Linked DNA regions of Mus musculus: all the other regions are linked to region 7. The links are chromatin loops, found by intact Hi-C in ENCODE. Cell type or tissue: heart. All regions are shown on one strand.

The links. Peaks named below come from ENCODE experiments on the same cell type or tissue, not always from the same donor. Only the 100,000 strongest peaks of a DNase experiment are listed, where the experiment ranks them.
Region 1: a loop joins it to region 7, with 2.6 times the contacts of the local background. A loop is called at or near these places in 5 of 42 quality-filtered maps.
Region 2: a loop joins it to region 7, with 9 times the contacts of the local background. A loop is called at or near these places in 17 of 42 quality-filtered maps.
Region 3: a loop joins it to region 7, with 2.7 times the contacts of the local background. A loop is called at or near these places in 22 of 42 quality-filtered maps.
Region 4: it touches region 7 in a loop (4-fold over the local background); 6 of 42 quality-filtered maps call a loop at or near these places.
Region 5: it touches region 7 in a loop (2.4-fold over the local background); 7 of 42 quality-filtered maps call a loop at or near these places.
Region 6: a loop joins it to region 7, with 2.3 times the contacts of the local background. A loop is called at or near these places in 2 of 42 quality-filtered maps.

The regions. Positions count from the first base shown.
Region 1 is chr6:29,973,344-29,977,343 of GRCm38, forward strand. No RefSeq gene overlaps it. Among named protein-coding and RNA genes, the nearest start is that of Gm52897, 6.5 kb to the left of the region's middle. In heart, a CTCF peak has its summit at 1,677 (motif pointing right); no DNase peak of the experiment used is centred here.
Region 2 is chr6:29,850,830-29,854,829 of GRCm38, forward strand. All of the region lies in intron 1 of Ahcyl2 (S-adenosylhomocysteine hydrolase-like 2), which reads left to right. Among named protein-coding and RNA genes, the nearest start is that of Strip2, 64 kb to the right of the region's middle. In heart, no CTCF peak of the experiment used is centred here; a DNase peak (open chromatin) is centred at 2,462; H3K4me3 peaks cover 603 bases; H3K27ac peaks cover 1,320 bases.
Region 3 is chr6:30,089,554-30,093,553 of GRCm38, forward strand. It overlaps Nrf1 (nuclear respiratory factor 1), which reads left to right. Exons shown (of 12, transcript NM_001164226.1): 3 at 359-593. The coding sequence starts at 371. Among named protein-coding and RNA genes, the nearest start is that of Nrf1, 44 kb to the left of the region's middle. In heart, a CTCF peak has its summit at 1,809 (motif pointing right); no DNase peak of the experiment used is centred here.
Region 4 is chr6:29,831,771-29,835,770 of GRCm38, forward strand. All of the region lies in intron 1 of Ahcyl2 (S-adenosylhomocysteine hydrolase-like 2), which reads left to right. Among named protein-coding and RNA genes, the nearest start is that of Ahcyl2, 65 kb to the left of the region's middle. In heart, a CTCF peak has its summit at 1,995 (motif pointing right); no DNase peak of the experiment used is centred here.
Region 5 is chr6:30,110,370-30,114,369 of GRCm38, forward strand. The region is part of intron 6 of Nrf1 (nuclear respiratory factor 1); the gene reads left to right. Among named protein-coding and RNA genes, the nearest start is that of Mir182, 54 kb to the right of the region's middle. In heart, a CTCF peak has its summit at 2,165 (motif pointing right); no DNase peak of the experiment used is centred here.
Region 6 is chr6:29,911,649-29,915,648 of GRCm38, forward strand. Ahcyl2 (S-adenosylhomocysteine hydrolase-like 2) reads left to right here. Exons shown (of 17, transcript NM_001171000.2): 17 at 1-662. Among named protein-coding and RNA genes, the nearest start is that of Strip2, 3.4 kb to the right of the region's middle. In heart, a CTCF peak has its summit at 2,187; no DNase peak of the experiment used is centred here; H3K27me3 peaks cover 319 bases.
Region 7 is chr6:30,204,068-30,208,067 of GRCm38, forward strand. No RefSeq gene overlaps it. Among named protein-coding and RNA genes, the nearest start is that of Gm31221, 28 kb to the left of the region's middle. In heart, a CTCF peak has its summit at 1,711 (motif pointing left); a DNase peak (open chromatin) is centred at 1,704; H3K4me3 peaks cover 583 bases; H3K27ac peaks cover 738 bases.

The DNA of each region.
Region 1 (4,000 bases), 230 kb before region 7:
AAGAAAAAAAGGATGGAAGAAAAGGCAGGGGGGAAACAGTAGAAAGGAAGAAACGGGTTTTCGAGGGTAACTTCTAAGAAAGGTAGTGATAGAACACTCTGAATTTAGCTATTCTAAGAATGTGTGCTTCCATTCTGGTCATGGTTTTTCACAACCCCACAGTTCGTTTTACTATTTATAAAGACGACATAAGGATGTGTATTCATAAATAGATCAAATGAACCGTAGCTTTCCTGAAGTGAGGTTCAATAGCTATCCAAATTTAACACCTTCCCATTTACACTGAGGGTTTGTTCAGTTCTTGTGGAAAAAACAGTTCTAATTTTAAGTTCCCAACATTATATGATCTCTCTCTCTCTCTCCCCTCCCCTGCCCTCCCCTCCCCTTTCCTCTTCTCTCCTCTCCTCTGTGTGTGTGTCTGTCTCTCTCTGTCACTATGTGTGTGTCTGTCACTATGTGTGTGTCTGTCTCTCTGTCTTTCTGTCTGTCTGTCTCTCTCTTCCCTTCCCTCTGTGTATGTGTCTCTTTCTCTCTCTCTTTCTCCTCTGTGTGTGTCTGTCTCTCTCTGACTCTGTCTATGTGTGTGTCTGTCTGTCTGTCTGTCTCTGTCTCTCTCTCTCCCCTCTCCTCTGTGTGTGTGTCTGTCTATCTCTGTCTGTCTCTCTGTCTCTCTCTCTCTGAGCTAAGGTCCGACTATGTAGCCTAGGTTAGACTCAGATTCTCTGTCTGCCTTACTCAGCTTCCTGCACTCTGGGATTACAAGTGTGTCCAGGCACACCTGACTCCAATGGCTCCTTTTGCTGTCTGTGGTGTGGGGCTTTATGCAGGCTAGGCAAGTACTCTTCCACTGAGCACCTCCCCAGCCCCGAGAGATTCTTCAGGGGACTAGCTCTAAAGAAAATACATAATGCACAGTCAACGGTGTTATGTTTTGATTCTACCAATAACCTTCCGTGTGTGTCATAATAAAATCTTCCTTCCAGCTAGATGCCATAGCAGCTTACCTCTCCTCCCATAGGTCAACAACAAGGCTTTTCCAGTACACAGGCTAGCTGTACTGGCTAGTTTTGTGTCAACTTGACACAGCTGGAGTTATCACAGAGAAAGGAGCTTCAGATGAGGAAATGCCTCCATGAGATCCAACTGTAAGGCATTTTCTCAATTAGTGATCAAGGGGGAAAGGCCCTTTGTGGGTGGGACCATCTCTGGACTGGTAGTCTTGGTTCTAAAAGACAGCAGACTGAGCAAGCCAGTAAAGAGCTTCCCTCCATGGCCTCTGCATCAGCTCCTGCTTCCTGACCTGCTTGAGTTCCAGTCCTGACTTCCTTGATGATGAACAGCAGTATGGAAGTGTAAGCTGAATAAACCCTTTCCTCCCCAACTTGCTTCCTGGTCATGATGTTTGTGCAGGAATAGAAACCCTGACTAAGACACTAGCTCACCAGCCAATGAAGAAAGACCTGCCCTGAAGTTCTTCCAATTGTCTTGAGACCAAGGAATAGCCTGCTGGGAAGACGTGCTTTATCTTAAACCTTTTTAAAAGGCTTTCTCATGTTTATAAGTGCTTTCCTGCATGTGTGTAGTGGTAGAACACTCTGAATTTAGCTATTCTGGGAATGCGTGCTTCCATTCTGGTCATGGTTTTTCATAACAGCACAAGCATACCTGGTGCTCTTGGCGGCCAGAAGAGGGCGTTTGTGGTCATAATGTTTTTGTAAGGATGTGTAAAGTTTACCCTAGGTTGTTCAGATACTGATTTCTCTGCCCTCAGATCTTGTTTCAATCCGGACACAGCATTGTAATGCCTATACCAAGAATCTCCTGTCTCTCCGGGCATGGTGGTGCACGCCTTTAATCCCAGCACTTGGGAGGCAGAGGCAGGCGGATTTCTGAGTTCTAGGCCAGCCTGGTCTACAAACTGAGTTCCAGGACAGCCAGGGCTATACAGAGAAACCCTGTCTTGAAAAACCAAAAAAAAAAAAAAGAATCTCCTGTCTCAAATTTGTGTAAACTGTTCTTATCATTGTGGGGAGCGGGTGTGGCGGCAGTCCCAAAGGCGCCAGGGACTGCAGCTAAGTCATATGACTTGCACCTGACTTCCTCATATAAACCACAAACATCTTGAGTGCTGCGCAGGTGTACCAGGATACAGGTGAATCCAATTTGGTGGAGATTTGCCCCTGCTGCCCTGATTAGCTGAAGCTGCGTGCCTGGTGAAGTGGTGTGGCCTGCTGTGTGTGGATGGGAACTGAGAGTATATAAGAGTGAGAGGCCCGGGTTAGAGGGAGGATTATTATTCGAGAGAGGATTGTTATTATTGGGAGATATAAAAACAAGGGAGATATAAAAACAAGGGAGATATAAAAACAAGGGAGATATAAACAAGGGAGATATAAACAGGGGAGATATAAAAACAAGGGAGATATAAAAACAAGGGAGATATAAACAAGGGAGATATAAACAAGGGAGATATAAAAACAAGGGAGATATAAAAACAAGGGAGATATAAACAAGGGAGATATAAACAAGGGAGATATATGGAGAAAGAAGAAACAGGACTGAATAAATGTGTGCAGAAGGACTGGTGGTCGCGTCGTTCTTGCTGGTCGAGAGCGGACGCGACAATTGGTGGCCCATACGGGGAACCGACTCCCCCACCGAGTTCAGAACTTTCAGCAGTCAGTGGTTGCCGGCAGGGTAAGTTCATGGTGAGTGAAACTTGCGACCCCAGGAGTTTGGGAAGGACCTCGGATAAAATAGAGGTGAGCATAAAGTTGCCAGGAAGTAGGCACAAAGTAACCCAGGAGTTTGGGAAGGACCTCCGATAAAATAGAGGCGAATATAACGTTGACAGGAAGCAGGTACAAGGTAACGAAAGGTTCATGGCTTTGGGACAAGTTAAGGTTCACGGTTTCAGGATAGATTAAGGAACTATGATAACCTCAGTGTAGTGATCAAGAGATCCTCGCTGTGTAGTTATGCTTTTTTCTCCCATTGACCCTTTGTGGGTAGGTCTGATAGTTTTGGTCTTGTTTGTTCTGATATATGGACTCTGTTACTGTTTGAAACTGTGTGTAGAGGCAGTCAAGACAGGTCAGAAAATCCTTACAGAGCAACAAGAAAGTATGTCGGAAGAGGAGAAGGGCTTAAAAAGAAAAAGGAAAAAGAAAGGAGACACAGTGTTATCAGGTGGACAGAAAGGACGAAATAAAAGAGCCGAGGTGGAGGAGGAAGGCGAATTAGCTTTTGCGCCGCCTCCCTATGCCTCCTCAGCAGCCACCTGTAGGTGGACCTTCTGTCTGGAGATTTGGAGAGGATCGACCAGATCAGGTGTTGACGTGGGCGAGAGGGTCTGTTTGTGTGTTTCCACAGGACCAGACGGAACCTCTTTGGGTGCCGGAGAGGTTGGTGAGACGCTGCAAGAATGAGGCTCCTGATCCAGTTCAGTTGCCCCTGTGGATGTGGTGGATGGTCCCACAAGCACAAACGATGGAGCCGAGATGGGAGATCCTTTCGGTGTTCCAGAAGCCGATACCAGCTCGACATGATGTTCACATTTTTCCATGCCTTTTTGATCCCTGAATTTCCCTTAAAGAGATAGCCCCTCTGGCTATCTATCCCTTGCTTCAGAGAAGATGAGCGGGGATGAGAGCCCTGGGATGTATGCTTGTTATAGTGTGTGTGTTTTGTGTTTGGCACATGTGTTAGGTGCAGCGTGTGCAGGCCCGCACTTTCGCCATGGTAGCGTAGGCTTTTGCTGCAGTGGAGGTGGGACAATCTCCTCAGATTCGGTTTGCCGCTCTAAAAGAAATTATGCTGCATTATGCCGTGGGGTGCGAGGCTAAGCACTGCACAGAGGATAGCTTGCTGTTGGCATCCTGTGGAAGGCATGTCTGATTGCATGAAGGTTCAGTGTCCTAGTTCCCTTCCCCCAGGAAAAACAACACGGGAGCTGGCCAAGACCTCTCTGGGTGATGAGCCTAAGGGATGGTTTTGTGTA
Region 2 (4,000 bases), 350 kb before region 7:
GTCATTTGCTTCCATGGTTTAACATGACCATAAAGGCAGTCGTCCCTGTCTATTCAGTCATTATGTGAGGAATATAAACAAGAGTGTTTGGTAATTAGTGGTCATTGACATGTAATTCTAAGGGTTGGGCTCCCCTTCAGCAGTAACACAGACTTTTGACCTTGCTTTGTTCTTAAAGGCTCCATTATTGCTACAGATCAGAATGGTTTATAATTGATTTGGATCAAGCAATGGAGAGTAGATCATATATCCTTGCAGATTTAATATAATTAAGGATTAAATGCCTTCAAAACCACACCACGAAATAAGTCAGTAATATTAATCCTTATAGATATAAAATAATGTACCAAATCTTATAAAATGGGCATAAACATTTTAAATATATTGACTTTTATAAGTTTTCCCTATAGTGTTATAAGATACCCATACAGCGCACAGAATTTTAGAACTTACATTATCATTTCTTAGGCTTCTCCTGCAAGCCAGGCACTGTAGTCAAATCAAAGTTGACTAAGCCCCTAAGAAGCCTGCAGTCTATGAGGAGTGAGCCCACGGGTGCAACAGTTGTGATGAAGATGGCTAGGCATGGTGCTGTGGCCAAAGAGCAACATTAAACAAAAGAGAAACTCTTCATTTTAGGGGAGGTTTCATGAGGACACTTATTTCAGCCAAATTTTGGAGAATTTGAATAAGTGAGGGTGAAGGTGGTAAAGGTACTAAACACATTTTGCTTGAGTAGAGGCCTGAGGTAGGAAAGGGCGTGGCTAATGAGGTGTCATTAAGGCCTCAGTATATGTTCTCTTCCCAAAGCCTCTATCAAACTGGGAGATGGCAGTTTTATTTCATTTTTAGATTGGAAAGCTGGTGGGATAGTGAGGGTAAGTCGTGGCAGCATCTCACTCAAGATTGTCTGATTACAAAACCAGCCTGCTCATGGCTGCCACCCATGTGGTCTTCACCACAGGAGATAGCAGGTAATACAACTCACAGGCTCTAGGCCGCTAGCTAGTCAGTTATTGATGTTCTGCCTTCCCTGGCATCTTCCAGCTACTCTTCCTAGGTATTACAATCCTTCCCTGTGTTCCATACCCAAAGGATTCATTCTTTTAAACTGTGAAGCCTAAGTGGGGGAAGCCTGTAATCATAATTATAGTATGATTATTAGCGTCAAAGAAATGAAGCTTGCATCAGAGATTAGCATAGTGCTGGGCTGGCAAGGCAGCTCACCAGCTGACCTCTGACCTCCACACACGGACTTTGGCAAATACTCCCCTACACACATCTTTTACACACATAGCAATAATGAATGTTTTTCCTTCAGGTGGGATCTCACTATGTAGCCCCAGCTGGCTTGGAACTCACTCTGTAAGTAGACCAAGCTGGCCTCACACTCAGAGATCTGCCTGCCTCTGCTTCCCGAGTGCTAGGATGATAAGCATGTGTCACCATGACTAGCATTAATTTCTTACGAGTCCCTGGTGTTTCAGGTCTATGTTATTGGGCTTCCTATGGCAGGGACTGAACCTACATACAGCCTTGCACACAGTGGACAACTGCTTTATTCCTTGGCATCTCTCAGCCCTTTTGTGGTACTCTTGTTTTCTTGAATCTGGCCTCATACTCACTATGTTACTGAGAATAAATAACCTTCAACTCCTGATCGTCTTGCCTTCATCTCCTAACACTGGGATTGTAGGAATGTACCACTAGGTCTAACATCTCTCTGGTCTCCTCCTCCTCCTTCTTCTTCCTCCTCTTCCTTTTCTTTCTTTCTTTTTTTTTTTTTAAGATTTATTTATTATATGTAAGTACACTGTAGCTGTCTTTAGACAACCCAAAAGAGGGCATCAGATCTCTTCATAGGTGGTTGTGAGCCACCATGTGGTTGCTGGGATTTGAACTCAGGACCTTCGGAAGAGCAGTTGGTGCTCTTAACTCTGAGCCATCTCTCTAGCCCTTCTCTTATTTTTCAAGACAGGCTCTCACTGTGTAGACCAAGGTGGTCTGGAAGTCATAGAGATCTGTCTGCCTTTGTTTCCATGCCCTATGTTCCCAGCCTCTTACTGGATAGATAACATCCTCTCGAACTAAGCAGATAGATCTGCTTTGTGTATATAGATAGATAGATAGATAGATAGATAGATAGATAGATATAGATATAGATATGTATATCAATCACATTTTTTCAAGTTACGTTTTCTTTACAAATTTCAGAAATGTGCAGAAAAGAGGAAGCTTATATGGGGGAACATAATGCAGAAACAACTGGGATCCTTTCTAATCAGATGGTTTACATAGGAAAGGATACTGTGTTGGCATCCTGTTTCATCCTGACCCCAGACCCATGAGGGAAAATCAGCATTGGACTTTCTCGGCACTTGTCTGAGACCCCTGGGTCTCCTGTATGCCCTCACTGGGACCGGGATTTGGGGAGGTGGGGGTGTGTGGGAAGGGCTGGCGAGCAGTTCTGTCTAGCCTCTGTGAAACATTCCAGTCAGCATTGTGCTGTTTCTATAACAAAGGCCCCTTAGACCTTCTTGTGCCATCCCTCAGGGAGCCAGCAGAGGGAGCTGTGGTCCCAGAACTTTTTTCAGCATTACAAGTTTTAGCTTTGGGAAGAAAAAAACCAAACATCTTTCCTGACTTCATCTGAACTCCGATGCAATAAGAATTTAACTTGAGATAGGTGGTGGTGCCAGCCCCCTGGTGGGAGCAGACCAGGAGCTTCTCTAGCTGCTTGAACTTGAAAGCCATAAAGAACTCCGATTTCAAGGAAACGCCTGTTTACTGTACTGATCCAAATCAGCAGCTCTCAAGAAAGGGGAGTGCCTTCTTGACCTCGATCTTTATTGATCTTGGTATCAGCACTTGCAGTGACGTGTCCTGAGGGGGCGGGAGAAAGTTAACTAGGGCCTTATACTCAGAAGAAAGCCAGCCTGTTGCTGAAGGAAGTCTGCACAGAGGCGATGGTCTAGAGTGCCCTATAGGCACTGCAGTGCAGAGCTTTGCATCCGCTCTGATTCCGAGTAGTAGGCAGAGGTTTTGAGGCTGGCTGGTAAGAGATTCGCCAGGTGGTTGGCTCAGAATCTTGATCTGAACAGGAAGCTTCTGTGAAAAGAGATAAGAGCTTCTTTTAACCCCTGACCCCCGAGTCACTGGGCCTGTGGTGTTCTCTGTGGTCTTCAGGTAACCCTGGCCTTTGCAGACCAGCTTTCCATTTTGCTTCAGGACATCCCTTAGCCAAGCCTGCACTATGGAGAAGTGGGACGGTAATGAGGGCACCTCCGCTTTCCACATGCCTGAGTGGATGGTGAGTTCTGCTGCTTTCTCCTTCTGCTGCTTCTGACAGGACAAGGACCACTGCTGGGATCTAGGCTGGGCAAACAGCCACTATCTTCTGATTACCTCCTGTGCACTGGGTCTCTCCTGTGTGGTAATTGCCAGAGAGTCTAGGGAAGGGGAGGTAAAAGCAGGTAGGCCGGAGCAGCGGACTGCCCGGTGGTGGGTGCTGACCTACTATGCTGATTGATGTACTGAGCAGATGGATTGTTCTTTGATTGTTTTGTATTCTCTTTAAAGTTAATGTTAAGTTGTGCTTCGTGGGTATAAAATAAAAAAGAATATGGGTAAAGGAAGACACAAAACTAGAACTTATAAAATGTTACATTCTCCAGTATCTAGAAAATCTAACCATTTCTCCCTTCCCTGTCTTTTTTAGTCAGCTCCTTGTAGCAAGTGTATTGCTACAAGGCAAGAGTTTTACTTCTCTTCATACAGTGTTCCCAGATACCATATTTGCCTGATAAATAGTTTTAGTAAAATAATTTTAAGTTGATATTTGTTAATAAGAACTAGCACATAAAACCAACCTTGTGAAGCATGGTGGCACAGGCCTGTCATCCCAGCACTTGCAGGGTAGCAGCGGAAACTCAGGAGTTCAAGCCCAGCCTTAGCGACATAGTGAGTTTGAAGCCAGCCTGGACTCTAGCTGGTCCTATCT
Region 3 (4,000 bases), 110 kb before region 7:
AAAGATTTATTTATTTATTATATGTAAGTACACTGTAGCTCTCTTCAGACACACCAGAAGAGGGAATCAGATCTCATTACAGATGGTTGAGAGCCACCATGTGATTGCTAGGATTTGAACTCAGGACCCCTGGAAGAACAGTCAGTGCTCTTAACCGCTGAGCCATCGCTTTAGCCCAAAAATATCCTATTATTATGTTGTTTGAATTTTCCACACCTTGGTGTGGTCAAGTAATAAAATCAGAGCTTTGTCAAAGTTTCTTTGCTCTTAATAAAAACCTTAGTTTAAGCATCGTGTTACATTATACACTGAATCTCCTCCCTTTCCCTCCCCTTACCCCTCTTTCCTTTTTTTCTAGCAGTAGATCTTCATGGAGGAGCACGGAGTGACCCAAACTGAACACATGGCTACCATAGAAGCCCATGCAGTGGCCCAGCAAGTCCAGCAGGTCCATGTAGCCACGTACACTGAGCACAGTATGCTAAGTGCTGATGAAGACTCCCCTTCCTCCCCCGAGGACACTTCTTATGATGACTCGGACATCCTCAACTCCACGGCAGCTGATGAGGTAACTGCCCATCTGGCTGCTGCAGGTAATGTTTGTGCTAGAAGTTTGCTTCTTTCCTTAACTGTGGGTTCATGCCTATCGAAGGAGCCTGGAATTCTAGCACTCTCTCATTTCTTTTCATCGTTTTTTGTTTTGTTTTTTTTTCAGTGCTGGGGATCAAACCCAGGGCCTCGCATATACTAGGCAAGTACTCTACCACTGAGCAACATCCCAAGCCCTTCATCACAATTTTTAAGCCTGCACCTCCAACTTTAGCCTGTTCTATGAGAGTTGAGTTTGGGGTCCCTTACTACTAGTGTTACGGCGTTGGTTTTCTTCCATTCTCACAGTCTGGTTAACTAGAGTATGTATTATATTTACATTAAATGTAAGGACTGACATTTAGATTTTAATATTTTTAAGGTTAAAAGTTTTTCCTAGTATGGGTTTTATTCCCTTTGTGCTAGAACGAACCCTAGAGTTTCACATGCGAGACCAGAGTCCTACCCTGAACAGTGTCCTTCAGCCCTAATATAGCCCTCATTAGACTTTCTGATGAGAGTGGGTTTCTCCACCTGTTCGGATTTGCACTGTAAGTTCCAGTTTGTGTGGAAATTTATTACTATTATGATTTTAGATTTCCACAGATAACCATGTGATTTTACTGTTCGTTTGTTTGTTAGTTCTTCTTTCTGAGGGGCTTGTGGATCTGTCTACCATCCATGTTACTGACAGTTCTTTTTTGTGTTGACTATTCTCTTCATATACTGGTTAAATGTAAATGACCATTCTGTGATGTGTTTGGAAATTAATTTTAAAAATTATTTGGGGTCTATGATATGATGCTGCACATGGTTTCTGTTTGCTTCTGCTAGATACCAAGAATGATCCTTAATTGTCTCAGGCTTTTAAGTTTTTCACAATACTAAGAGACTTAAAGCTGGCTGTGTTTTGTATTATTCCATTTATAGTATGTATTTAGACATATAAACCATGTCTGGGTGGGTATAGTGCTGGGCAGGACAGCAGTCAGGAATGGCCGAAGCACTACATTAATAAAGTATATATGTTGTATTTACTTAAGGTGAAGAGAATCGTGTAATAATCTCGTACCATCACTTATTCACAATACTATTTTTGGAATGTTGAACTTAGAAACTAATGGAGGGGCTGGGAATCTAGCTCAGTGGTAAAGCACGTGCTTAGCTAGCCATGTGTTTAAATGTTTGTAACATATATTTTGTGAGATTTTTATACTTCCCAGAAGAGGGCATCCTAACATAATGAACCCAGGACAACTTCTTTCCTATGAAGGAAGATGCTTTTGAGACATGGCTTTGCTTTGCTACTGTACTGTGCTGCGTTGCTATGGTGTGAGGATGATGAAAGCTGAGACCGTGATGCAGAGGTTGAGCACTTGCCTAGCACGTGTGAGGCCCTGGGTTCAGCTCCCAACATCACTAAACAAAGACTAGAGCTGGCTAGGTATAATGGCATGAGCCTGTAGTCCCAACTACCCAGGGGGTTGAGGCAGGGGGAACATTTGAGCCCAGGTATTCCATAGCAACTTAGACGACACAGACCTTATCTCAAAAATGAGCAGTGAAGAAAAGAACAGAAAAGGACTAAAGTCTTTCATTTGTCGAGTATAAAAATAGAGGCCCTTCAAATCTCTAGTGAGTTGCTACTAAGGAATTGTAATTTGATATACTGCAAGGTATAGAGTCTTTGACTAAAACGGCTTACTTTGAAGGAGCTGTCAGGCCACCAGCCGTAGTATCAGTGCAGGCAAATGTTGAGGAGAGGACATCAGACAGAGGACGTGTCACAGGCAAGGGACTTTGAGATGAAAAGGGAAGGAGGCCATCGTGGCTGAGCTTTGTGAGGCAGAAGAAGACAGTACAGAGGGCTGGCATAAGTGTGACCGACTGCACAGGGCTTAGGGGCTCTGCAGGATGCAAGCTTGCAGAGGCTGCTCAGTGTGAGGCATACACGCTTACACTCACAGTAAACAAGAGAATCTTGCAGAGGTGTCCGAGAGCCCTCATTAATTCATCAGTCATGATTGATCCTGACCTGTCACATTTGTTGCTTGCTAGAGAATTTTTTTCTGAGGACTAGTCTATAGTATGGACACACCTAAAAGACAACTCAGAAAAGTCAGTATCAGTCAATTCATGCCAGGTTACCTATCAAAAATGGTTCTAATTCTCTTCAGTTAAGACAACTCTTGATCAGTGTTGATTCTCAATGGAAAAATAAATTCAGGAGGGCCCGGGAGCCGGCTCACTTAGCAAAGTGCTTGGTGTGCAAGCATGAGGGCCTGAGTCTGATCTCCAGAACCCAGAGAAGAAGCTGGGCGTGGTGGCTGGCATTACAGTTCCACACTGTGGAGAGACAGGCAGACCTCTGGAACCTTCTGGCTGGCTAGCACCTTAGGAACACGCATGTGTGTGCACTGTGCACAGGGCGCTTGGCCTTTTTCATTCAGTAATACCTTCATTACAAGTGATATATTCTGATTTTTTTTTCCTGATGTTCTAATTCACTCTGGCTTTATTCTGTTTTACTAGAAAAATACTCGATAAACTACCAAAGGGTTACCATTTGCTTCATGGAAAAAAGGAAAACTTGGTGGAATTTCTTTTTGAAAGGGTATTCTTCAACTACTTTGCTCTTATTTTCACTTATGTATATGGGAGGATGGAGTCCACTGCCTGCAGAAGCCAGAAGAGGCCAGTGGCTTCCTTGGAGTTGGGGTTGCGTGGGTGCTGGGAATGTAAGTGGGGCTGAACACCAGTCTTCTGCGAGAGCAGCGTGTGCTCTTAACCACTGACCCGTTTGTGCAGCTCAAGAGACAGGCTTCTGCTATGTAGCTCAAGCTGGCCTGAACTCTCAGTCCTTCTGCCCCAATCCCTCTAGTGCTTAGATTTTTACAAGTGCTCTTGACAAACATACTTGAAGATGTGTCCAGGAGAGTAGTTGAGGGTCTGAAGATAGGCATATTTTCAGCTTATTGGAATTTGCCAAGCCAGGCACTACTCTGGTATGTTAGAGCAGGCACTCTTAACTTCTGTCCCCGTGTTTGCTATGTGCGGTCTCACCTGTCCTTCCTCATCAGGTGGGTGTTTGTTAACTAGTATTGGTTCAAACAGCTGACTGTCCATAGCCAAAATGTATTTCTCCATGTGAACAGTGAGCACCAGATCTTTGATAGCCTACTCTTCTCACCCTTGTCTCCTGACATAGGATCATTGCAGTTCAGTGATAGGAGTTTGTGTCTCAGGATCCAGTCCCAGTCTTAGTAACTTAACCTTCAAGATAACATGTGACAGGATAAGGCCTATGCTTAGTATCTTCTAAATTGTCTTACCTCTGTTTGGTCTTTTGTTGTTTTGTTTGATGCCCTGTACACAGTAGCAAACGCACACACACACTGACACACCATTCAGA
Region 4 (4,000 bases), 370 kb before region 7:
TGTACTTTTTTTTTTTTTGGTTTTTTGAGACAGGGTTTTTCTGTAGCCCTGGATGTCCTAGAACTCACTCTGTAGACCAGGCTGGCCTCGAACTCAGAAATCCACCTGCCTCTGCCTCCCAAGTGCTGGGATTAAAGGCGTGCGCCAACTTCCCGGCTTTTTTTTTTTTTTTTTAATGAAAATAAATACACTTTTAGGAGAAGAAAGTGCAGCACTGACTCCTGTCTGAAACCCAAGTGACTGGAATAATAGATTTAAAAACGAGAAACCAAAGATGAGGCAGTTTGAAGATTAGTGAGGAGACAGATTGGTTCCTTCAGAATAGGAATGAGCACAAGGGTGCGAGCCTATAATCTCAGCATGGGGAAACTCAGGGCAGGACTGTCAGAGTTTGAGTGTGGCTTCGGTTACCAAGTGAGAGCCTGCCTCTAAAATAAATAAACATGTTATAGAGACGGGAAGGGTTGGTGAGAATACCAACATGAAAACAAACTTAATGACTTAAGAATAAGGCTCCTGAGAGGAGAGAGATGATATGATCCACTGGACGTTTATGATATACCATAGGAATGATGATACTAAAGGGGCTAGAGCCTGCCTGAGCCCATTGTGCAGAAAGCAGACATTTGGAGCATCCTCCTTCGCAGGGAGACCTTAGGGTATAATTCAGAGGATTAAAATGTAGAGAAACATTGATAATTAAATTTATTGTATCCTTCTTTCTGTGGGTTTGAGAGTGTTACAGTGTGTCTGTGTGCCCCGAGGGACCTAACAAAGGTTAGTTAATTATAATCAACTGTTAGAACACACTGCTCTGTGCAAAGGACTATTCACGTGATACCTATGTTTGTTGTTCATGTGGAAGCATACACTTACTATTTGACTTCTTAAGAATGACCTTCAATTTTAAAGGCTATTTATTATATATATTTAAAATATATAGCTCTATAAATTGTCTCTTTCCCTACTCACCCTCGCTCCAACAGTAATCTTTGTTGATCTCTGTATATATATTATACATTGTATATTACATTGTATACATGTATATTATTAGTTATATTTTCACAATTTATAGAGACTACATATTTTAAAACCACTTCATTTACAATTTTTCTTAATTGTCTAAAATCTTGTTACTGTTCCTTTGAACTCTGGCTTCATTTCTTTTGTATAGGAATGTATCCAAATGTTTTGTCTTTATAACTGGTTTTCTGTTTTGCTCTATTTACATTGGATTAAAACACAACAATTCCCCCCCCCCCCTTTTTTTTTTCCTGAGATAGGGTTTAGCAGTGAGTCCTAGCTTGCCTATAACTCACCGTGTAGCCTGGCTGTCCCTAACTTGGGCTCTTGCTCCTGTAGTATCTCAGCCAAGGACTGGGAGAGTCATCACAGCCAGCAGCCCCGGCCAGCCTCACCTCTTCTCTGTTCTCTGCCCTTCTACTCAGATTCCTCCTTCTGTCCTACTCCCCTCCCTCCCTTCCTCCTTTGTTGCAAGTAGTCTAAACTAGACTTGAATTTGCTAAGTAGCAAGGATGACCTTGACCTTCTGATCTTCCTGCCTTCCCATCCTGAGTAGATTCCACTCTCACAGCGCTACAGGTCATCAAGCCCAGAGCACTGTGCGCAGTAGGCAAGCACTCTATCAATTGAGCTCATTTAGCCCTGCTTCATTTATTACCATCATCATCATCATCGTTGTTGTCTTTATTGTGTTTGTGTTCAGTGTGCATGTAGAGATAGGACAACAACATGTGTGAAGTCTGTTCTCTCCTTGTATTTTAAGTATTTTCTAGGAATTGAATGAAGGTTGTCACACTTGACCATCTCTGTCTGCGTGGCTTTTAATGAAAAGTTTTTGTATTAGAAGAGTTGAAAAAAATGACAAGAGAGCCAGAGACGGGATCAGGATTTCATGGAAATATCAGTCATATTATTGATGTATTAAGTGTTTGTTTTCTTTCTTAATTGGCAGGTTCCTACTATTTCCTGCCACCAGAGGGCACAAAGGTATTGATTGAGTTTAGTGCTCTGTTCATAGTGAATTCCGACTGACTTTCATATTGTTTTCTTTTTTGGCCTGTATCATATAATAAAATCTTCATTCAGGGATAACTTTGTATTTGAGCATATATATCATTAAGAAATTTTGACATTGAAGGCTGTACTGTACCAAATTATAAAGAAGAAAAGGAAGGTGATGACTTGGAGAAATGTCAGAGGAGTGTGCAGTTTCTAAGCTCATTCTCATGCCATACTTGGCACTAAGCCTAGGGGAACAGGCTGGGCAGGTATGTCAGTGTCCCAAAAAGAGAGTGCAGGAGTAGACCCACTGCTGTACAATGAATTGTGTTTCACAAAGGAGTCAGAGTTATTCGATGGGAAAATGATATTATTCTCAGCAAAACAATTAGATATATCCACTTTGGAGGAAAGGTGATCTTTGACTGCTTTGACTGTTATCTCATTTCATAGGAATTAGCCAAAAAAATAGATTATAGATTACATGGGAAAAGCAAAGAAAAAAAATCTTGATAACCTTGGTGTAGATGAGAATTTCTTAGTGCATATAGAAACAAACAAACAAACAAAAAACTGCGAAAGTGTCTGGGGCAATGGCTCAGTAGGTAAAGTGGTTGGAGGAGTTTGGATTCCTAGAACCCACAAGGTGGGGAGGTGGGGGAGAGTTCTCTGAAGCTCATAGTACAGCCACCTGAAGTACACAGTGGAAAACAACAGACCTCCACATGTGTGGCATGCACCTGCACTTAGACACACACACACATGTTTTTGCAATGTCGTCTCAGCAGTATAGCCCAAGCTAGTCAAGAACTCCTGATCTTTCTTCCTTAGGCTCCCAAGTGCCGCAATTAGACACTTTGGAAATTCTATATACTAATCCATTTTGACTACCACAGCTCTTTTCCCTGTGGATTTCAAACAGGTTCTGAGATGGTAGAGAAATCTTAGACTGTAACCATGCGTGTGTAAAACTGGGATGAACAAGTTGGTTATTCTGTGGCTGATGAATCCCTTCATTTCTAATTGCATGCAGATTTTTTAAAGATTAAAAAAAAACAAAATTTCTGGAAATGTGTGCTACAAATGCTTGTCACACATGATCCAGTGGATAAAAGGACCACCAAGCCTGAATATCTGAGATCAACCCCTGGAATCCACATGGGGAAAGGAGAGAACTGCTGCAAGTTGTCTCTGCCCTCCGTCCACGCCCTGGCAAGCATGTCCTTCCACAGATACATATACACACATCATGGCAGGAGTATGCCTCTTCTTCCATAGACACACAAACAAGGCAAGACTGGCTGGATATATATAGTACATAGTACAAACAAAATAGTGTGTGTCTCATTATGTAGCCATGGCTGTCCTGGAGCTCACTATGGTAGACCAAGCTGGCCTTGAACTCACAGTGACCTACATGCCCCTGCCATCTAAGTGCTAAGATTAAAGGTGTGTGCCACCACACCTGATCAAAAATTCTCTTAAAAAAGAATGTTATAGCATTATATCATAGTAACAGATTGTAAAAGATGTGAACAACTGAAGTGTCTATTGCTTGGTGACTGGTTAAGTAAATATTGGCTATTTCTATAAAATGGAGAAACATGCAGATGTTAAAGACAGAGACTCTCTATAGCTACTGAGAGTAGAGCTATATGGTAAGACATTGCCATTTTGTAGGAAAAGAAACACCAGACCTGTCCACACAAAAATCTCTTATGCAAAGAAGTCTCTAAAAAGGCATACACAAACAGGACTTCCCTCCAGAGAGAAGAGTCAGATGCAGAAGGAAAGGGTTAGACACAGGTTGACTATTGCTGTCATCAGATTTCTAAGGCAGATCCCTTGACTCCTACACAGGGATGACTAGGTAGCTCAGTGCTTAAGAACACTGCTGCTCTTCTGGAGGGCCCAGCCCCATGTCAGGCAGATCACCGTCTAATTCCAGCTCTGTGATCTACTGCCTCTTGCCTTCTCA
Region 5 (4,000 bases), 94 kb before region 7:
TTGGTAGGCAAGCTAGCATGTTATTTTAGTGTGTAGTTTACATAAAGAGTGTAGCTACCACAAGCCCGCAGAGACTGACCAACCTGAGAGTAAGAAAACCTGAGGCTTGCAGGGCAGCACTTGAAGAGGTTCCTGGGTGTGATCATGGGAAGCAAAAGTGTGGCTTGTCTGAAGAAGGCCTTGGATGGGTCCACTTGCCAGTCCTTGACCTTACTCATTCTGAGGTTACAGTTTCTGTTTTCATTTTCTTTTTTGTTTTTGTTTTTCCAAAACAGGGTTTCTCTGTATAGCCCTGGCTGTCCTGGAACTCACTTTGTAGACCAGGCTGGCCTCAAACTCAGAAACCTGCCTGCCTCTGCCTCCTAAGTACTGGGATTAAAGGCGTGCGCCACCACTGCCCAGTGAGGTTACAGTTTCACACCGGCTCATCCCATGTTTTCTATAGCAGTGTGCTTTGAGTGGGGAGGGAATAAGATTGAGAAAAACCAGTGTTCAAGAGATGCCAGTGTTTGTGCTAGCAATTGTAGGCAACTATATTCGCATAAGGATTAGCCACTTTCATCATCTCTGAACCAAAATTGGTAGTGCAAATAATCCAGCTAACGAGTAAGGAAATCATTTGGCTCTAGTTCTCTAATGCCCTTGAATACACATTCAGATATGTATTCCTTTGTATGTAACTGGCCTGTCAACCTGCAAGTTCCTCATTTCAAATTAAAATAGCAAGGCCTGGCTGGGAAGGTGTCTCAGAGGGAGGAGGGCTTGTCACAAGTGTGTAGATCTGAATTCAAATCCCCAGAACCACAGGAAATCTGGCATGGTGATATATGTCTGTAATCCAAACAGAGAGATTGGAGTCAGAGACAGGAGAATGGCCTGGAGCTCGCAGGCCAGCTTGCTTGCTGGATTCTGTTGTAACAAAAGTGGGGACCTTCATCCAGAGTTGTCCTTTGACCTTCATAATAATGCTGAGGCATGGATCATACACACAGATTTAAAAAATCATCTCCAGTTTACCTTCTCTGCCTCAACACAATTTTCTTGTAGACTGTAGACCTTTCTGCATGGTTTAATATATGCTACTTTCTCTTATGTGTTACACAGCTGTCCTCAGAGTCCATAGAGAACCCACTACTGATACCCAAATCCACCAATGCTCACTGTATTACAGAAAATGGCACATAGTGTTTGTACGAGATATTTCTATAGACTTTAAATCATCTCTGCATTGCCTATATACAATACATAATCCAATGTAAATGCCATATAAGTGATCGTTAGACTGTATTATCTAAGAAATAACTATGGAAAAGACCAGTTGGTACATATTCAGTACAGGTAATTTTTTAAAAATATTTATTTATTTATTATATATAATTACACTGTAGCTGTCTTCAGACACTCCAGAAGAGGGCATCAGATTTCATTACGGGTGGTTATGAGCCACCATGTGGTTGCTAGGATTTGAACTCAGGACCTTTGGAAGAGCAGTCAGTGCTCTTAACCGCTGAACCATCTCTCCAGCCCGTAATTTTTTTTTTTAACCCTGAGTATTTGCTTACAGTTGAGTGAACCTGTAGATACCTAACTCACAGATATGGTGGTGATTTGTATTATCTGACCAGTAGAGGTGGAATTGTTAGACACGCTAACTTGAAAGTTTTCTTACAATTGAGTCTTAAATACCATTGGGGAGCCTCAGATATCCCTGATGTAGAGACAGAGAGACTGAGTGGCCAATGCTGTTTTAACATGTGTTAAGGATAATACATTTGCTGAACAGCAGATAAGGAGCTGAATTTTCAAAGGGCAGGTTTCTAGCATAGTAGGAATGATTGTTTCATTTTAGCTAGTTTAGGCTTTTGCTTTTTCTCCAGATACTAGATTGAAACCCACATCTTAAATATGCTAATAAAGTGTTCTACCTTCCATTTAGCAGCATGTCTCATCCCTTCAGTTAGGCTGTTTAGCATTTGAGAAAATCTTATTTTAAAACCATCTATAGTTTGTGTACGTGTGGCTGCCTTGGCTAAGGATGACCTGGAACTGATACTCCTGCTTCTGCCTCCCAAGTGCTGGGATTGCAGACAAGTCACCATGCCCAGTTTACTTTCACGTAATCTTTATTTTTATATGTGGGTGTGTCTGTGCACCACATGCATGCAGTGCCTGTAGATACCAGAAGAGGGCATTGAATTTCCCTGGAACTGCACTTAACAGACTTTAGAACTACCATGGGAGTTGGGAGGGTGGGGAACTACCATGGGGTGAATAGGAGTCAAACTTGGGTTCCCCTGGAAGAGCAACCAGTGTTCCTCACGGTGAGCTCTCTCTCCAGCTCTTGCAGTCTTTACTTTTGTTTGCTATTAACATGGATTTGATGCCCTTTCTCTCTGGTTGTACCCTGGAAGGAGCAGTATTTTCTACTGTGCTTGGAGTAAGTTTACTGGTCAGCCTAGGGCCCTTTAGGCACACACAGAGACCTAAGTCAGAATGAGAGCAGCCAAGCAAGCTTATTCTAGCCCAATTAAGGACAGCCTGAACAGTCCGATCCTGTTGATTGTCTCCCTGTGGATTACAGCAGACCTTCCTTAACAAGCACATTGAGAGGCTTTACTCTCACAACCTCTCCAGGACCACTAATTAGGCCAACTGGCAGTGAACAAGACACAGAGTCAAATTCTGGAAGGGAATTACTTAACTGTTTCTATGCTGGACAACTGGTAACTGATTTTCCCCATGTAGTCAGTCCCTTTCTGGTCAGTCATGATGATCTATGCCTCTAGTCTTAGCATTGAGGAGGCTGAGCAAGGAAACTCTCAAGTTCAAAGCCAGGCTGAGGGGGGTGGGAGGGAGGGGATAGATAAATAAGATGAATCTTCTTTTTTTTTTTTTTTTTTTTAAATTTGGGACAGTCTCTCCTTTTGTAGGTTGTTATTAATGGGACTAAAAAAGGAACTTTTAAGTTTGTAGCATCAGTTTATTTCATTTGTGCATTTGTGCTCTTGTTTTTTAAGTGAAGAAATAGAAAATGTATATAAGCCCTTTTCTGCTCGAGGCTAGAAAAGACAGTCAAGAAACTAGGATAAAGGACCTCATGAGGCAGCTGATAGCATGGGTTTGCAAATAGATATATTTCTATTAGCCCTCTGTTTGATGCCTCAGAGCCAAATATACATGAAGTGTATTATATCATGGCCTGAGGGTGGGAGATGTGTGAGTCGGAAGCATTTAGGAAGAGATGCCATGGCATGGCCCACATAGGAAGTCACTAGGCCTATCTTTGTCATATAAGCATGGATGATTTGCCTGCATGGTCCCCTGCTGTATAACTATTTGAATTATCTTCTGATATAATGAGATTCCTTTTTTTTTTTTTTTTTTTTTTTTTTTTTTGGTTTGGGGGGTGTTTTTGGGTTTTTTTCGAGACAGGGTTTCTCTGTGTAGCTCTGGCTGTCCTGGAACTCTAGACCAGGCTGGCCTCGAACTCAGAAATCCGCCTGCCTCTGCTTCCCAAGTGCTGGGATTAAAGGAGTGCACCACCACGCCCAGCCGAGATTCCATATTTATTATAAAAAGAATTATAAAAACACCTAGGAGATCCATTCTTCCATATTAAAGTGTTGGCATACTCATTCACTGCAGCTTAATCCTTAAGTATCCCCTAGCATTTTTGCTTTACCGTTTAGTTACAGCCATCGCCAAGTCCTTGATTCCAACTCCTTGCTCAAAATGTTCCTCTCCCTCTGGTTTTACAGTGCAAAGGCAGCACAGATGTGTTCTTGATAGGTACATGATCTAAGGTTTAAACTTGATAAACTGCTTTTCTTGCCCCAAATCATCAAACGTGCTGAAGAATATTCACTCCACAGACCTACTGTCTTCCTACATGCGTACACTGGTTCCTGTGCCAGGAAATGTGAGTCAGTATGTCAGCTGACTGTGGTTTAAGCCTGGTTTGGCTTCAGTTAGCTTCCCAAAATCAAGCTGAGTGAAGTCC
Region 6 (4,000 bases), 290 kb before region 7:
TTTTACAAGCACTCTAGCTACCTGGAGACAAGGAAGAGAAGACTGGTTGTCTCTGGTTATGTGGCCCTGGGCAGAGGGAAATACACCACTTGTCTACAATGAATTTGTGCTACTTCAAGGTCTTCTTGCTGTTTTAGTGGAAATATTGTTTTCTTTTTCTTGTTAAACAAAAATGCCTCTAATCTACCTTCCCTCTGCCCTCCTCCCTCCTCATGTTCCCCTCCTGGGAGAGCCAGGCTCCCCACGGCCACACACTCCTGCAAAGCTTTTTCTGCTGCTTGGCTTTTCTCTGAAAAGATCTGAAATTGCTGCTCCTGTGCTTTTCCTCAGAATTAACTTTTGTCATGGTTTAAAATAAATCAGAATGCATTGTTGCATTAAGCTTTTTTAATAAAGGAAAATTATGGAAAGAAAATAGGTAACACCAGCAAATTATATATTGACATTGACAAGTCTAAACATATATATACTTATATATGTAAAACACATCCATATCTATACAAATAATCATCTAGTTCTTACTGTCATCTTACTGAAAGGAACAAAGCCTCTAAGGATCACCAGTTCTGAGAAGCTCTTGGAAATCTCTATGTCTAAGTGATTGTATTAGATCAGCAATAATGACTATGTAATCTCAAAAAATAAAGTATTCTTAAAACTGATCTGTGTCCTGAGAATACCACTTAATTCTGTGAACTATGAATTCAGAGATGAGAGATATGTGGGCAAAAAATAACAAGGATACCTGCCGTAGGATGAAGATGTGAAAAGCTGATGCAGTTACCAGCAGGTGTGTTGGAGTGACCATCACCCTGAGAGTCTTGTTTTACACTGAGACACTGCTAACAAATACCTTGTCTCTCCCCGAACACCACGCCTTGACCCACAGCTGGCTATGTATAAGGAGCACACCTCTGAACCACAACCTTGAGGAGGAGAAGACTGTGAGATTCAGATTTTAAAAAACAAAACAAAAACCTAAAGTATGGATCTAGGTCACCCAATTCCACTGTGTTACCTGGAGTCTGTCATATCCAGCCATAGGAAAGAAGGAAAAGAAAAGGGTCAGGTAGAGATTTATCTTTTAAATCATACTAGAATATGAGTCCAGTTGCCTGTTCTGTCTCAAAGATGACCCAAGTTCAATTCCCAACACCCACCCATATGTTAGCTCACCAGTATCTTACTCCAGCTTCTAGTGAGCCAACATCCTCTGCTGACACTGCAATATACTCTTAAAAAAATAATAAAAAAAAAAAAAGGAAGGAGAGAGACTGCTTAAAGACACTGGTGCACACTGATTACTACATAACCCCAGGTCCAGGCACTATATAGCCTCTGCTGTATCGTGTGCCTCATGTGCTCTGTTTTATCCTGTCTGCCTACTAGTCTAGAAACACAGTACTTGAAGACTTCCTGCAACATATTTTTAGGCTGTCTTAGTGCCAGGTACCATCTATTTAATGGAGTATTTTATCTTTGTGAATTAGCATGCTTAAATAGGGAAAGGAGTGTGTTTTGTCTCTAATTATTCCTATTTTTACCATCAACATTCCATCAGAAGCCTGAGTTTGGAAGTAAAAACCTGGGACAAGGGAATTTGGTAGCATAGTGTTGTGGGAGTTTTTTTATTATTATTAATATTATTGTTTAAAGGTGTTGCTTTCAATTATGTATCTGTGTATGGATATGTGCATCTGAGTGCAGGTGCCTGTGGAAGCCAGAATTACCTACAGATGGTTGTGAGCCACCTGATGTAGGTGCTGGAAACTGAAATCAGGTTCTCTGGAAGAGCATCGAGTGCTCTTAACCACTGATGCATCTATATACTAGCTCCAGTAGTCCAGATTTCAAAATACTGGCAGCATCAACCAGCCTGACATTACCTCCCAGGTATACTTCTGGTTGTTTCTGTGACCAAGGATATTCATGATTGTCACTCTTTGGTAAATAAGCTGAATGGCCTACAGTTTCAAAGTTTTCAGTTGATTGAAGTTTCTTATGACTTCATCCAGTTTTTCCCCCAGACATCTTCCACTTCATGACAAGTTCTGAATATCTATCTGGGCTTATCTTGAGCAGATAGAGGTCCAGTCTTTGCTGTTTTACCATTCACTAGAAAAAGATTACATTCTGATTCTTAGAGATCTTCACATTTTCAATTCCCATCTCTGAAAGCAAAGCCAGATGGAGCTCTAGGCTCAGTTACCTTTAGATAGAAGCCAACGGGAGAAGACCTCCTCAGTGCCACTCCAAACACATCAGTCTTTGCCCTAGGGATAAACAGGAAAAGGAAGAAAGCCTCAAAAGGAGACCCTGTGAGGATGTTCCTGACCAGCTGGGATCACAGGAAAATCATTTCTGGGACTGTCAATCCTAAGTGGCAATTGACTGCTTAAGACAACAGGTACACAAAGAACAGAGAGCTAGACAAAGAACTCTTTAGTAAGAAACCCAATGGGCTTTGCTATGGCAAGGGTGTCGCACTGAAGCAGGCATAACCTAAGCATGGATTGTGGATTTTAATGTAGATTGTACATTTTTAAGAGTTTTAACAAATTATACCCTGAAAAATTCCAAAATCAAGTAGTTTGTGCCTTGAGCCAAAGACTTTCTTGGAAATAAATTCACATGAGTTTATTTACAAAGCCAAGATATTGCAACAGGAGATTTTTGCTCTCCAGGGGATATATTGCAATGTTTAAAGGCATTTTTGGTTGTCATAACTAAAGGGAAAATGCTGCTGGCATCTGTTGGGGACAGCCAAAAGCTCTACTGAACAGCTTAAAACATATGGACACTCTGCCTTAATTTTTCTGTCCAAAATGTTAATACACCATAGATTGTGACCCCCTGTGTTAAACATACAGAAATGTGGTATGCAAAACCAATGAAGAACCAGGCTTAGTGGTGCACACCTGTAACCCCAGAACTTTGGAGACAGGAAGATCAGGAGTTCAAGGTCATCTTCACTTAAACCATGGTTTAAGCCAGCCTGAGCTACATGAGACTGTGACTCAAAAAATAAACAACAACAACAACAAAAAACCACAACGGGGGTTGGGGATTAAGCTCAGTGGTAGAGCGCTTGCCTAGCAAGCTCAAGGCCCTGGGTTCAGTCCTCAGCTCTAGGGAAAAAAAATCACAATGAAGCTTGACCCTACGAAGAAGCTTACATCCACAGTGGCGTAGGAGTGGGACTGGAAGACTGGTGAAATGTTGGGGACCATGAAAAGTACCCAGAAATCTCCAAAGAATATGGTCTTGGTTGATGTCCTCCTTCCCCCTATCACCTGCCAACTAGCAGAAAGGTAAAGAAGAAAAAAGTTGAGGGCCTGGGGAAATGGCTCAGTCATTAAAACCACAAATTGCTCTTGCAGAGGAGCTGAGATGGTGGCTCCCAACCATCTGTAACTCGAGTCCCAGGACATCTTCCCTCTTCTAGCCTCCATGGGCACCAGGAAGCATTTGCTGCACAGACAAAAGACTCATATGCATAAATAATATATTTTTTTAAAGAAATGGGGTTAAGATCTGTACAAAGTCTCATGTCTGTAGTTCCAGTACTCAGGAGGATGAAGGAGGGTTACCATGGCTAGGCTACATAGTTCTAGGCTATTCTGAGCTACAATGTGAAACCATGTCTAAAAAAGAATGGAATTATTCCTAAGAAAAGGAGAAATAATTCCATTGGTTGAGAAGAATACAGTACTAGAATTTGGGATCCCAGCAAAGTTGGTTTGATAGCAACATACCTAATACAGTTAGGAGGATCAAAAAAAAAAAAAAATGTAGAGAAGTAGGAGTCATCTTAAAGATCAGTAGCTGTGCTGGCTGGTTTTGTGCAAACCTGACACCAGAAAGAGTCATTTTGGAAGAGGGAATTTCCATTGAGGAAAAACACCCCAGCAGTCTGACCTGTGTGTGCGCAAGTTTATGGGGCATTTTCTTGGCTGATGGTTGATGTGGAAGGGCCTGGCTCACTGTAAGCAGTTGTATT
Region 7 (4,000 bases):
TTTTGAAGTTTAGTGTGGTGGCAAACCCCTTTAACCCCATCACTTCAAAACAGAGGTAGTTGGATCTCTGTGAGTTCAATCAGCCTGGTCTACAGAGTGAGTTCAGAGGTACACAGAGCAAAGTCTTTTTTGTTGTTGTTGTTTTGAGACAGAGTTTTGCTTGTAGTCCAAACTGGCTTTGATAAAACTAACAACCCCCCATCTCAGCTTCCTCAGTACAACCATATGCCACCATGGCTGGGTATAAATCTTCTTAAAGCTCAGCATATGGCCTTTCCCACCTGGCCCTTACTAACTTGTGTATAATAATAATAATAATAATTTGTTATTATTATTATTATTATAATACAGGCTTTGCCTCAAGAAACCACAGTCCCTTATTTTTACATTTATGTATTCAGGGGGGAGAGTGTGTTAATGGCATGGCATATGTGTGGAGGTCAGAGGTCGGCTTTCAGGAGTTGGTTCCTCTTCTGCCACCACAGGGATCCCGGAGATTGAACTCAGGTCACCAGACTCAGGGGGGAGTGACCTTTAGAGACAGGGCTGAATCATAAGAGCACCATCCAATTTCCCACCCACACTAAGAGGCCTGGTCCTCAGGAACACGGGCTGCAAATGTCAGGAAGCGGCGGAAACCTGGTGTAAGGGCAAAGCAACTAGCTTTCCACCAGCGGGAGAGGCGGGCGGCCAGCTTGCAGGCAGACCCTCTTCCTGGCCTCTGCCAACTGGGACCAAAGGCTCTCCTCTTTCCCCAGCGCTGGCATTCTCCGAATTCAGAAAAGCTGCTCTGGAAGGCGGGAGAGGGAACCCCCGGGATCCACATGGCAGGCAGGGAGAGTCCAGCAAACTGCATTGTGTCCTCCACACAGGAGGGAACAGATGCTGGGCAGGCAGCGCAGCTCGAGCTGGAGAGGCCCTCATCCCAGGGCTCCGTGTGAGTGAATTACTGGCAGGGGACCATGTTGTCCTGAGCCCGTGTGCTCCTTTACAGGCCCTAAAACCCGCGGTCTCACCGCTTCCCTGCAGCCCGAGCCACACTGCTGGGCCAGTCCCCTGACCTCAGGGGTCCTCTGCTAGTAAGGGCCTGCCAGCTCACCCTGAGGTCCTCCATGCAGGACAAAGGCCGCCTCCTTCAGTCTGGAAATGACTGCTCTCAGTCCAGGTGTCTTTGAATGGGCACTGTCTGCTCAAACAACCCAAAGCCACCTTCTCCATTCCTTACTGTTAGCATGTGCTGCCCGTGTGAAAAGAAAGATCTAAAAGATCTAAGTACTTTCACTTTAAATTGTTCTCAGCTTGGCTTTTTTTTTTTTTTTTTTTTTTTTTTTGGTTTTTCGAGACAGGGTTTCTCTGTGTAGCCCTGGCTGGCCTGGAACTCACTTTGTAGACCAGGCTGGCCTCGAACTCAGAAATCTGCCTGCCTCTGCCTCCCAAGTGCTGGAATTAAAGGCGTGCCACCACTGATCGGCTTGGCTTCTTTTTTTGTTGTTTGTTTGTTTGTTTGTTTGTTTGTTTTTGTTTTTTGTTTTTGCGGAACAGGGTTTCTCTATATATCCCTGGCAATTGACAGGTTGGGGTCCTGTGTTCAGAGGACAGGTGTGGTAGTCACAGAGCGGGGATGGGGATGCTTTGTGCCACCAGCCAGGCTCTCCCTCGCGAGGCGCAGAGCCGGGGCCAGCACGAGCCCCGCGCGCCCCCTGGCGGCGGAGCCGAGGAGGGACACTCTGGAGAGCCTGTGGCGTCTCAGCAGCTCTGGGGTCACAGCATCTGCCACCGCGGGCGGTCTCAGCTGTCTACGGACTATCCAGAACGGCGGAGCCCCGGTGTCCTCAGATCCTGGAAGTCACGCCCCTCCCGTCCCGGAGGATGAAGCTGAGGCTAAGGGGACAGCCAGGTGGAGCCTCAGAGCCCCCCACCCCGCGAGCCTCTGCTCCCACTGCCTGGTACTTCCACTGTCCCTGAAGGCATCTAGGCTCCGGGATTATTTGCCTTCTATACAGAAAAACCCTAGCAGCCAGCAGAGGCTTCCAGCAGCAGGAGGGTGGGGGGCGCTTCCCGGTACTGAGCATAAATTCCTTTCTTTTTAACTCCCTCCTCCCCTCTACGCACTTTGTCTCTGGGAGAGTACTGCATTTTTTCACGGTATATACACATTAATTAGAGCTCAAAACAAGCACTGTACATTTTTCTGCAAAACTTTGTTCTAGTAAAACAATAACAAAACTTCTGGGAGGCAGAGGCAGGCAGATCTCTGAGAGTTCAAGACCAGCCTGGTGTACAGATCGAACTCCTGGACAGCCAAGGCTAGGCAGAACAACTCTGTCTCCAAACAAACAAATATTGTATTTAGATTCTATTTTATGCATGTGTGCTTTTGCCTGCATATGTATGTGGACCATTTATTTGTGTGCCTGGCACAGGTGGAGGTCAGAAGATCTCCTGGAACTGTAGTTATGGGTGGCCGAAGTCTCCATGGGTGCTGGGAACTGAACTCAGGACCTCTGGAAGAGCAGTCAGTGTTCTTAATCACTGAGCCATCTCTCCAGCCCCCTGAATGTTTGTAGACAGGATTGGCCAAATTGGCTTTCAACTCAAACTTCTCCGCCTCCTCAGCACTGACCAGAGACTGGCTATGCCTTTGACCACTGAGAAATTAGCATTCGTGTTGATAGATACATACTGAACTAATATTACCATCACTAAAGTGCAAATTAACTCATGAACTTTTTCTTTTTCTTTTTTTTTTATTTTATTTTATTTTATTTTATTTTTTTTTGGTTTTTCGAGACAGGGTTTCTCTGTACAGCCCTGGCTGTCCTGGAACTCACTTTGTAGACCAGGCTGGCCTCGAACTCAGAAATCTGCCTGCCTCTGCCTCCCGAGTGCTAGGATTAAAGGCGTGTGCCACCATGCCCGGCTTACTTTTTCTTTTTCTTTTCTTGAGACAGGGTTTCTCTGTATAGTACTGGCTGGCTGTCCTGGAACTCACTCTGTATAGACCAGGCTGGCCTTGAACTCAGAAACCTGCCTTATCTTTGCCTCCCAAGTGCTTGGATTAAAGGCGTGTGCCACCACTGCCCGGCAACCCATTAACTTGTAAGTATCAATTATACAGCAAACAGGTAATATTGAGCTAAATAAATTATTTATTATCTTTTTAATATTATCTTTTTAAATAAGGTATTGTCCCTGTCTAAAGGAAATGCAGGGACAAAAATGGAGCAGAGGCTGAAGGCCAGGCCGTCCCGGGACTGTCCCGCTGTGTGATCCATTCCATCCACAGACACCAAACCCTGGCACTATTGCTGATGCCTTGATGTACTTAGGGCCTGGCATGGCTGTCCTCTCAGAGGCTCTGCCAGCACCTGACTAAGACAGATGCAGATACTCACAGCAACCATTGGACTGAGCCTGGGGACCCCAATGGAAGAGTTAGGGGAAGGACTGAAGGAGCTGAAGGGGGTTGCAACCCCATAGGAAGAACAAGAGTATCAATTAACCAACCAGACCCCTCAGTTCCCAGGGGCTAAACCACCAACCAAAGAGCACACATGACTCCAGCTACATATGTAGCAGAGGACGGCCTCATCTGGCATCAGTGGGAGGGGAGGTGCCTGGTCCTGTGAAGGCTTGGTGCCCCAGTGAAGGAAGATACCAGAGGGGTGAGGCAGGAGTGGGTGGGTGGGTGGGTGGGTGAGGGAGCACGCTCTTGGAAGCAGAGGGGAGGGCGTGGGGAGGAGGTTGTAGAGGGGAGATCGGGATGGGGGGACAACATTTGAAATGTAAACAAATGATTAATGAACTTAAAAAATAAGGAAAAAAAAACCAGTGACCACCAGAAAGTTGTTTTTTGTTCTTTTGTTTTTGTTTTCTGTTGTTTTTTCAAGACAGGGATGGCGATGGCATTCTATATTTCTGCTCTAGAGAGTATGCTCCTGATCAGTTTTTATTTGTTGGTATTGAAGGTTGAACCCACAGCCTCACACACAGGATTCTA